2 separate regions of the Homo sapiens genome follow, and region 2 is linked to region 1. A link is a contact called in ENCODE Hi-C or POLR2A ChIA-PET data. All regions are on one chromosome and are shown on one strand. The core of a region is the stretch at or near the end of the contact, and the rest is flanking DNA. Distances in the headings are between cores, read along the strand shown. Region 1 overlaps LOC101929727 (a long non-coding RNA gene). Region 2 holds the start of FAS-AS1 (FAS antisense RNA 1).

What was found. Hi-C counts contacts between places; a loop is a spot of excess contacts on that map. ChIA-PET counts read pairs that join two places held with the same protein, here RNA polymerase II (POLR2A). Pooled maps may share reads with other maps.
Region 2: a loop to region 1 is called in a map of CD4-positive, alpha-beta memory T cell, with 4 times the contacts of the local background. The contact joins the promoter of FAS-AS1 here to the enhancer-like site in region 1. A Hi-C loop is called at or near these places in 1 of 168 maps with a recorded cell type or tissue (CD4-positive, alpha-beta memory T cell) and 3 of 50 pooled maps. POLR2A ChIA-PET finds 5 or more read pairs at or near these places in 2 of 52 experiments (MCF 10A and activated CD4-positive, alpha-beta T cell).

Annotation. Positions count from the first base shown.
Region 1 is chr10:88,191,930-88,197,142 of GRCh38, forward strand. All of the region lies in intron 1 of LOC101929727 (a long non-coding RNA gene), which reads left to right. It also overlaps a transcript of RNLS not described here. Among named protein-coding and RNA genes, the nearest start is that of PTEN, 330 kb to the left of the region's middle. Within about 2 kb of position 2,287, at least 3 of the 41 ENCODE cell types and tissues checked have a DNase peak (open chromatin) inside an H3K27ac peak, as active enhancers do.
Region 2 is chr10:88,991,725-88,996,937 of GRCh38, forward strand. It overlaps FAS-AS1 (FAS antisense RNA 1), which reads right to left and starts at 1,251. Exons shown (of 1, transcript NR_028371.1): 1 at 1-1,251. The region is part of intron 1 of FAS (Fas cell surface death receptor); the gene reads left to right. RefSeq lists an enhancer at 1-9.

The sequences.
Region 1 (5,213 bases), core at 1,037-3,536:
CTACTGTGGCGTCTTCAGCTTGGGGTGCCCCATAGGCTCTTCTTCTATACCTTTGTCTCCAACTCATTATGATGAAAGAGTTTATTTAAACCACAGCACAGAGATATACACCCATGGGGTACCTAGGAGTAGCACAAGTACGTAAGGCACTTTCTCAACAAAAGAGACAGATTATCTTTATGTTCTTTGTCAGGGCAGCCCCTCTGAAACACTGTGCTTCCTATGCTGTGTTCCTTGTATTGTTTAAAGAAACATGCACCACGGGACCTTGCTGCCTGGATAACATGGACACCCCTACGGTGGATTTTAGTTTCTTCATCTGTAAAATAAGAGAATCCTATCTGCCTTGTAGGTATGAGAATCAAGTGAATTAATATTATGTAAATTATTTAGCACAGCACCTGGCACATGGGAAGTGCTTGCTAAATATCTAAGTACCCATGAAATGTTGGTAGATACACTACTTAAAAAAATAAATTAAAAGCCTTAAATAAAAGAAGTTTATTTGGAAAATCTGGGTTGATCAAAGTCAGACACATCTTTTTCTTTAGTATTTAGAATATTTAATGCCATCCCATGCGGGGGAATTTTGAAACTTCATCAGAGACTATGGAGGGCCTAGAGTATTGTTTGGAATTTTCCACACCTACTTGACTGTGGAGTTGCTTTTGTGGAACACCTAATATGGTCTCAGGGACCCTGAATGCGTTCATGGAACATAGTTTTGGGAACATGGCTCCAAGAACATGAAATCCTCTTGCTAATTTGTGCAACCTTCATCAAAAGTCTCTTCTGCTGGTTTGGTTCTCAGGGACTGCTTATCCAGAGGGATATCTGTCACTTTTGTGCTGTCTTCTACTTATACTTTTAGTATTTATAGGAAAGCTGCCATTTGTATTTACACTTTTACTTGAGTAACTACCTGCTAACTTTAAAGATTGAGAGTAGTTTAGGTGGTGGTACCCTGTTGAAGGAAGCAGTTTAAAATAAGTGTATATTGACATGGAGTTAGCATGGCTGGCTGCCTTGGTGAAAGAGCATGGACAACTAACCTACCTCCACTCATTCCTGACATCGAAGTATAGTGCTGGCTTTGTGAATAAGGAGAGGTGATCTTTGTGCTCCTGAGGTTAATGAGAGCCAGGAGCCTGGAAAATCTGGAAATTCTCCTTACACTCTTCACAGGACCTGCAAACAATCACATCTCTTACCTGTCACCCACAACTTAATGGTCAACAGGCCTCTAGAGAGCCGAGTCTGCAGGTGGAAAATGGGAACTGAGAAGAAGGGGAAAGGTGCAGCTAGACCCACAGAGCGAGTGTGTGCCTGCATGCCTTATTGACTCGCCCGAGAACTGTTTAGAGCTACGGGGATTAGATTAGGAATCAGAATCTCCCAGGATCAAGGACCTGGGTGGTCCTTTGGCTCCCCACAGAACAGAGTGCGAACACATTAGCCAAGCAGTCAGAACCTTCCCAAACGGGGTCAATTTCACTTCTCTCCCTCACATACCAATGAAACCTTCCTCTTCACTCATCTGGGACCACTATCCCCACCCCACCACCACCCTGTACATTTCTGCCTCTGAATCTTTGCTTGAATAACTTTGTTTCCATGTCTTCTGTCAAAATCATACGTATTTTTTAAGAGCAAACTCAAGAAATATCACATATGCTTCCCTGATCCTTCCTCCCATGCCTACCTAGTCTCCCTCCATCGGGACAGCCAGGTTCCCCTCTCCTATTTACTGTAGTTTCATATGCTGCATTTTGAGTTCATCTTGCTCCACTTTACATTATGAGTTTTGGGGTACACATGATCTCCACTCAGAAAATAATTTATTTGAGGGCAAGGACTGTGCTGTTTTTATCTATGTCCCTGGCCACATCTTAATGAGTTTGTGCTACAACAAAATTAGCTAAAACCAATTATTTAGACACACTGACCCACTACAATGTGGTTTTCTTAGTGTCAAAATTCGACATGCATGTGTCTATTAAGAGCTATTTATTTCGCATTGGTCATCACTACTCCTCTTGGCTAATTGTTTTGCAAGCACAGGTGATTTTTCTTATTTTTCTAAGCTTACTAAATATGAAATCACGTCTACATGCCTAATAATGGCATTCAAGACTCTCACCATCTGGGCTCAATATATCTTTTGGGCATGTGGAAATGGGGTGTAAACTCTCCAAATTCTCTTCAAAGAACAGCTGGGCCTAAAGCAGGATTTCTCAACCTCAGCCTGGTTGACACTTTGTGCTGGAGAAGGCTTTGTTGTGGAGGGGTGTACTCTGCATGACAGGATGTTTAGCAGCAACGCTGTCTCCACCCACCAGATGCAAGTAGCGTTCCTCACTGTCCCCCCTCATGCTGAGATTGTGATAGCCAAAAATGTCTCCAGATACTGTTAAATGTAGAGAGCAAAATTGCTCCTGGTTCAAAAGCACTGGTCTAGAGGTCTCCCATATTTTCCTCTGAGTCCTGGGACAAAGTGGCTCAAGCCTCCTTCTCTGATGACTCAGGTGATATCTCTCTCATCTTGGGCCAATCACAAATGAATATAGCCAGGGAGAGGCAAGTGCTTTCTGAAAAGCAAGAATAGGTCATGCTTTGTCATTCACTGGTAGAGTCAGAAGTAAGCCATAATACAAATGACTAAGAGTCAACCAAAGACAATCAGAAAGGTAATTAGACCAGTGATGTTCAAAGTCTTGTTTGTAAACCACATCTTCTGGAGAAATGATTAAAAATGGAAATTTTGCGGGTTATTATCTAGGTCTACTGTATTGAAATCTGGATTTTTAACAAACTCCCAAGGGGATTCTTATGCATCCAAGAGTATGAGAACCACTGTATTCAATAGCAATGCTTATTTACTTATCTTCAAAAATTGTTTATTTTGAAATAACCAGGGGCAGAATACTAAATAGTACAAAAAGAGGAACTAGGCTTTCATATAATAAAAAGTACTGTATCTTAACTTTGTTTTCTTTTTTAGCTTAAGTGCTTCCTAAAGACTAACACAATCCATATGTTCATGGAAAACAAAAATCCCCACCAGAATATGAGGTTGGTCAGGCATACTCGAGTGAGTCTGTCAAGCCCTAAGACCTGGTGGGTGTTGGATCCAAATTCCCTCTTCAACACAGTGTAAGCATCCAATGCATTCATCATCCCCTTTTCAAAATGCTTGGTCTGTGCGTCTTCTTTTTCCTGACCCTGAATGAGATATTTTTGAGACTTAAAAGGAAAAGTAAAAAGGAAAGCCAGCTTAGATAAGGTGCTCTTTGGCAAAAGAATAGGATAAAATGCATTGTAATTGCTTCTAAATTAGTTACCTTATCTGATTTGGGTCTGTCTTTTTATAAGCAAAGCTCAAAACACTTAACCCCTAGTTGTCCAGTTGTAGTGCAACTAAAGCCACTAAAGCTCTGAACCTAGTGAGTGGATAGACAATACTGCTTTTTGTGCAGAGAACATAATTTCACACCCCCCTCCTTTGCTACCCTCCATTGCCTGGCAACAATGCTGGGCACACCATGGGAGATCTGTAACTACTTGCTGAATGGAAGGAAGGGCTGAACAACCCTGTAGACCCTGTAGTTTGGGGTAAGAAGACATCTGGATGCTGACCTGTACACCAAGCTACATGAAGAATTTCCCCATAGTTCATTAGAGAGTGGGAGCAAGAGGGTACCCAGATGCCACACAGACCCCAAGAAAGAGCTCATCAAGTTTCCTTGCCTCTTGGGAACTGAAATAGTTAGCACTGTGGAGCTTGCCTAAATAGAATAGAAAAGAAAATGATACCAGGGAGATTTCTGCTGAAAAGACAGACCTATCCAGTTTTTCATTGGAACCATCTCCCTGATTCAAAAACAGCCCCATCATTAGAACTGCTGGACCAACTCAACAAAATGTAAATACAGCTCTATCCAGTAATGTGACATTGCTAGAGGCATTCCCTGGCTTTCTGTAATAAAATATGACCTGAGTCCTTTCCAATTTATGTTTCTAGGGTCTTTTGTCTTTTTGTTTAATTAGGATACTTGTTCCTATTTGTCATGCAGTTAGGATGGCGTCTGTGTTTACAGATTACAGAGGTGTAGATAAAATGGGGACTCTGAGACCCAAGTGCAAAGGTTTGCATTTTTCACAGAAATTTTCCAAATGCTACTTTTATAGATGGTTGAAATTTGAGACTTGAGGGATCTCTCTTTTTAGTCAGGCTTGCCTAATATTTTGGCATCCTACAATTTCGTATACTTTGTAAGGAAAAAGAAGGGGAAAGTGGGAGGGTGGGAGGGTTTGTCTTTAATTGTCTTCTTTGTTAGAGAAATGAGATGTGGTGTTTTATTCATAGGCAAAGCCCTTTCTGGCAAATCGTTTGAAAGTCAGTGGGATTGTATAGATCCTCTCTATCTATTCTATTCCCTCTACATTAGCCATTCCTTTCCAAATCAGAAAATGTCTTTGGTAGATGGAATTATTGACCTCATGCTTCAGCTGTTTTTGGGTCCACACCCTTTGCCATGTGATATTGCAGTCCCTCCCACAAAAGGCAGAGTCAATTTTTCCACTGGCTGTGACTTGCTTTGGTCAATGCAGTGTGGATGGCTGTGACCATGTACCAGTTCTGCACTTGGACTATAAGAGGCATCATTTCTCTCTCAGTTATCTGCTTCCCCTCAGCTTGAAGCCTAGAGGAATACATAAAGAACCCATAGCATGGGGCTAGGTGTAGCCAGACTTATAGCTTGAGGTAGAGCCACCTAGCTGAGCCCAGTTTAGACGAGACAATGCCCGGGTGACCTGCAGACCCGTGGGCAAGAATAAGTGGTTATTGTTTTAATTAATCCACTGAAGTATTACTTGTTACTCAGTAATAGCCAATTGATAAAATACCCTCAATCCCCTCATCTCTCCAGTTTATATATTAATTCTCAGCCCAATATGTTTTGGGGCAAATGGAGAATTTTTCTAGCCCTTTCCAAATGCTGCAAGAGCTAATTCTATACATTGGATACAGTGACATGTTGCTAGACATCAGCTCCTCCTTCTAATTAATAATGATTCTGGGAGATGGACCACATCTTCCAATCTTTTTGTCCATGGCATTGAGCTTGTACAGGAGATGAAAGTGCATGCGTGACTTTGGGATCCAATCTTGGAAATAAGTAAAGCTTCTGCCACTTAATAGCTATGTAACT
Region 2 (5,213 bases), core at 1-2,500, 800 kb after region 1:
CTTGGTCTCCTGCTGGGGTTGGTGGTACTCGTTCCCACCGCACAGAACCCGGCGCCTATTATTGGCCAAGAAACTTGAGCAGCCTGTTTTGAAAAGTCCCTCGCTCAGAAATGCCAGCTTGCAGATGGCTAATCAAAGAGACGTGGATCCAGGAGGCTCATTTGAGTACCGGAGCCTCTGAGAGTCCATGGATTTTTATTTTATTGGGCCCCAACAAAGTGCCAGGCATAGCGAGAGAAGTGTTTACAAATGTGATCTCCGCGGATTCTCACGAGAGCCATGTAGTGGGGAAGATAACCACATCCCCATTTTACAGATGGCGAAATGAGGTTCAGAGAGCTTCAGTAATTCAGCCAAGATCACACAGCTAGTAAATGGGAGATATGGGATTGAACTCAGATCTAATTCCAAAACTCAGGCTGTTCGCTGATTGCATCTGATATCCAGATTACACCAAGAGGCTGAGATGTCTGGGTCCATTTTATGATTAGAAAAAAAAATCCTGTTCCTTTCAGAAATAGTGTGCACTATTTGGGATTCTTTAGAAACTTCCTTGGAGAAAATTAATGATTCAAGATTGAGAAAACATTTATACAACCTCAGGCCACACTCTTCTCTCTCTTGTTATTAACCATTGCACCACTGCAATGTTGGCTGCTTTGAAAATCTCATAGTTTTTGGACAGCAGTATTAGTAAAGTGTAAGAAAATTGTCAAAGCTTGGAGCTATGCTTGTTGAACTTTTGTACCAATAGCACCTTTACCAGAGGCTGCGTGTTTAAAGCCCGAAGAAAACTTTGCTTTTCTGAAAGAATACACACACACACGCATATGTAAATATTCATACATTTATGTATATATACATATTATAATACCTATAAGTTAGGTATAACTTATATTTGTATATGATATATGGCCTAGGAAATTAAGGCTTATTAAATAAAATTTATAAATGCAGATGAGTCAAATACAAAGATCAGACATAACTCTATCACCTAAGTAATCATTGTTTACGTTTTGCAGTTTATCTTCCATTTCTCCCCTCTAATATGACTCTTTTAAATTTAGTTACACAGAAATTGGTTTTGCGCTCACGACATGCCTAACATCAGGCCTTTATCCTTAAAGAAGTTTCAACACTCTTGTGTCACCTCATGTGTCTACAGAAAATGTTTGCTTTTATGCCTTCACGGTTATGTTTTCTTAGTAGTAGCAATAAATAAAATAGATGCAAAGTGCTAATTACTTGGAATACAGAAGCAAATTTTAATTCTATTAATGGGCTGGACATAGATGGGTGGGGAGCTGTTTTCTGCTTTTCCCCTCTTCCCCTAGTCCTCTGACTCTGGTGATAACTATAGTCAACAAGTATCCCCATCCTTAACCCCTTTTGCTTCTCTTTCTCTTTCCTTCTCTCAACCTTCCTGGTGTTAGTTTTCTCTTTCCTATTTCTGAGTGTTTTTACTCCGACACTTACAATAAAAAAGTTTGAAATCCCAAAAAGTTGACAAATTTCTAAAGGAGACAGAAAAAGAGTCAAACTTACTTTACAAATTAATTTGAGAAATAGCTGTGGGTTGCATTTTTTTTTTTTATTGTGCATGACCCTGTTATTGGCCAAGAAACTTGAGCAGCCTGTTTTGGAAAGTCCCTCGCTCAGAAATGCCAGCTTGCTAATTGAAGGGATGTGGATCCATGAGGCTCATTTGAATTCCGAAGCCTCTAAGAGTCCATGGATTTTTATTTTATTGGGCCCCAACAGGTTTTGTCTTGCATTATTTAGGACATTGGCCAGGCAATCACTGGACAGCCAGTTTGCTCTCCTTTACATTTTGTAGAATGGTTATCTTATGGTCAAAGGAAAGGGAGAGGGCCTTTGGAAAATAAAGCTGTGTATTTACAAGCAGTCATACAGAATAGTTTTGTGGGGAAAATAAAGAACAGTTATTTAATTTGTAATTTAATCATTTTTCTTAAACCAACCCAAAGAGCATAAAATGGAATATTTATTTATTTTTGTAGCTTAATTTGTAATTTAATAATTTTTCTTAAGCCAACCTAACGAACATATTGGGCTGTTTATTTTCATTTTTAATGGGCCATATTTACATCACAAAGGACTTGAGAAGTCTTACAAATACAATAAAATGATAAAATATGAATTAAGACATTAGCAACCAGGATGGAAAAACACAAATTTGTAAATGATGGCCAGGTTTGCAAGCAAAAATTAAATTGATAAATGGCAGCACCCCCACTACCAGCTATAGTTAGACTGATGAAAAATCCTCTAATGTTCATGCCTGAAATACAGTTACCACCCTTAGCAGCAAATTAGAGGCAAAGAAGTTCTGGAATTTGGACGTTGTCTCTGAGTAAGCTCTTTGAGACACTGGACAAGTAATTTCCTTCTGAATACTCTTATACTGACACATAGGAGAAGTGTCAGTGTTTCAAAGGAATCTCTTTGAAGGCTACTACATTGCTTTAGGGGTGCCAGATTACCAGAGTAAACTGCCAGTTTGAGAGAATAACTGTTTCTTAAGAGATGGTCTGAAACCTAAGTAAGGAAATCCCCCCACTTGAAAGCCCCTAGGAAGTTAATTGCTTTTGGCAAATTATCTTGGGCCCCAAAAGTCCCTTGATGAGCACATGTTTTGTAATAGGTACTAAAGACTATTTACTTATGATGAAAAATAAAATAACACAATTTAAAACTTGAAATTGATAAAAAGCAACTTGAAACCAAATTTAGGACAGTGAACCCATCCCTTTCTTATTTTTAAATAGGTAAATATAGAAAAAATGACCACATGATGTGAAACAAAAAGCAAATATTTAAAAACTACATTTATACTTTATCTCACCACACTAATGTAAAGAATTTTGATTTTACTTATAAATTCTTAGCCTTGTCTACACATATACATAATTGCATGTTTAATTTGAGCTATATATAGTCTGTTTTTTGTTCCTTTGCATGTTACACAAACCTTTTTCTATTTCTACATAATTTTTATCTCATATTTTTTATTGGATACATTATAGAGAGAGCATTTATTAAATGAGCTGGGATTACTATAATTTTTATTATTTATTTTTTAATTTATTACTTATTTTTATAATTTACTATTGAAAAAAAGCATTTCTTAAATGTACTGGGATACATATATATATATGACTTTTTCTTGTTACTAAAAAATTACTCATAGAACTTACATATTAAAATTTTAGGACTTGTGATGAAAAATAATAAAATAATTCAAAACGATAAAAAGCAACATAATTTTATATGTTGTACCTTGTACTTCCTTATAAGGTACAACACTACAATAGCCTTAGTGTGTAGTTTTCTTTTTGCTATGTATGTATATATATATTCATAAAAGTGGAAAAATAACATTTAATAAATCCTCTTTATTTTCTGGAAAATCCTTGCTTTAAAAAAAGTCTTTAGCTTTTTATATAGTTCTACTTCTAACACCAATTAAATATCTTCAATTCAGTCTCAAGCAGGAACAAATCTTCAGTCCACTTGCCTACCTTTACTGTCTTTGAAGTGACAGTGTGAGTAGTAAAGCCCAAATCAGAGAGAAATTGACTTTTGTAAGATTGGTAACTTCACCTTCCCCGGAAGGAAATGAGGTGGTTCTTCCCTTTGATCACAACTGCTTTCTTGATTTGAAATAAACTGTTGTACAGCCCAGTCACCCCATCTTTAGACATTTAGAAATGGCAATCATAGTTATATAGGACAACTAGCCTGAGTCCCACTAAGTAGAAATGATAGTGAATTTAGTATAAGATTATACCTTTAGGCTGGGCAGGTGACTCACACCTGTCACCCAGCACTTCAGGAGGCCAAGGTGGGTGGATCATGGATCACTTGAGATTAGGAGTTTGAGACCAGCCTGGCCAACATGGCAAAAACCCAACTCTACTGAAAATACACAAATTAGCTGGGTGTGGTGGCGTGCCTGTTATCTCAGCTACTCGGGAGGTCGCGGCAGGAGAATCACTGGAACCTGGGAGGTGGAAGTTGCAGTGAGCCAAGATCATGCCACTGCACTCCAGGCTGGGCGACAGAGTGAGACTCCGTCTACAAAGAAAACAAAGAAACAAAAAATCATACCTTTAGAGCAAGGCCAGCCTTGTGAATTAGCAAATCTGACTACAAATTCAATCAGCAGATGTACTCAGCCCAGCAAAGTGAGCAAGCTTACTATAGGTTGTGTTAAGGCATGGACTGGGATAAACTGGCAAAATTAGAGTAAATTTGACAATTTGACATTGGATTCATTAATGATAGCCTGTCCTTCAATGAAGTCAGGCAGCATTGTGTTTCTATTCACCTCTGTGTTTTGTGAGGCTATAAAAATATAAGATATGAGAAATGTGAATACTTTTTATTTGTGAGGGCAGATATCTTGAAAAAGAGAGCGAGAGGAAGTCAGAGTATGCGGGTGAAGACTCTTGTTTTTTTGCTGAGGATTTAGCTTTGGTTTTTAGCCATTCTCACAGAGATCATTGGTCCTAATTAACTGGTTGTTGTTGTTTTTTTTCATGTGAATGTCTGTAAGGTTTCAGGCTTGATTTTAAAAATTGGGCCTATACTCACAGAAAGACAAATACTGCATGATCTCGTTTATATGTGGAATCTAAAAGTTTTGAATCCATAAAAGTAGAGAGTAGAATAGTGGTTACCAGAGGCTAGTTGGGGGCAAAGTTGGGGGATTTAGGGAGATATTGGTCAAAGGATACAAAATTTCAGTTAGGAGGAATAAGTTCAAGAGATCTAGTGTACAACTTGATGTCTATAGCTAATAACAATGTATTGTATACTTGAAAATTACTAAGAGTAGATTTTAAGTGTTCTCGCCACACACACACAAAAGAAAATGATAAGTATGTGAAGGAATGCCCAATGTAATTAGCTCGATTTAGCTAATTATCTTCCAAAATATGTACATAATTATCTTCCAAAATATGTACATAATTCAAGACATCATGTTATATACCATAAATATATATAATTTTTTTATTTGTCGAATAAAAATAATACAAAAAAACCCTGGGCCTATACTGCCCACAGGTAGTGGCCACAGGCAGAGCTGGTCCCAAGCCCCTCCCTCTCTCTGTAGTCCCTTATCCCAGGTTGCTTTATTCTTGTATGACCCACGTGGCCCCTCTGGGCTTGTAAGGGCTCTGGGGCTG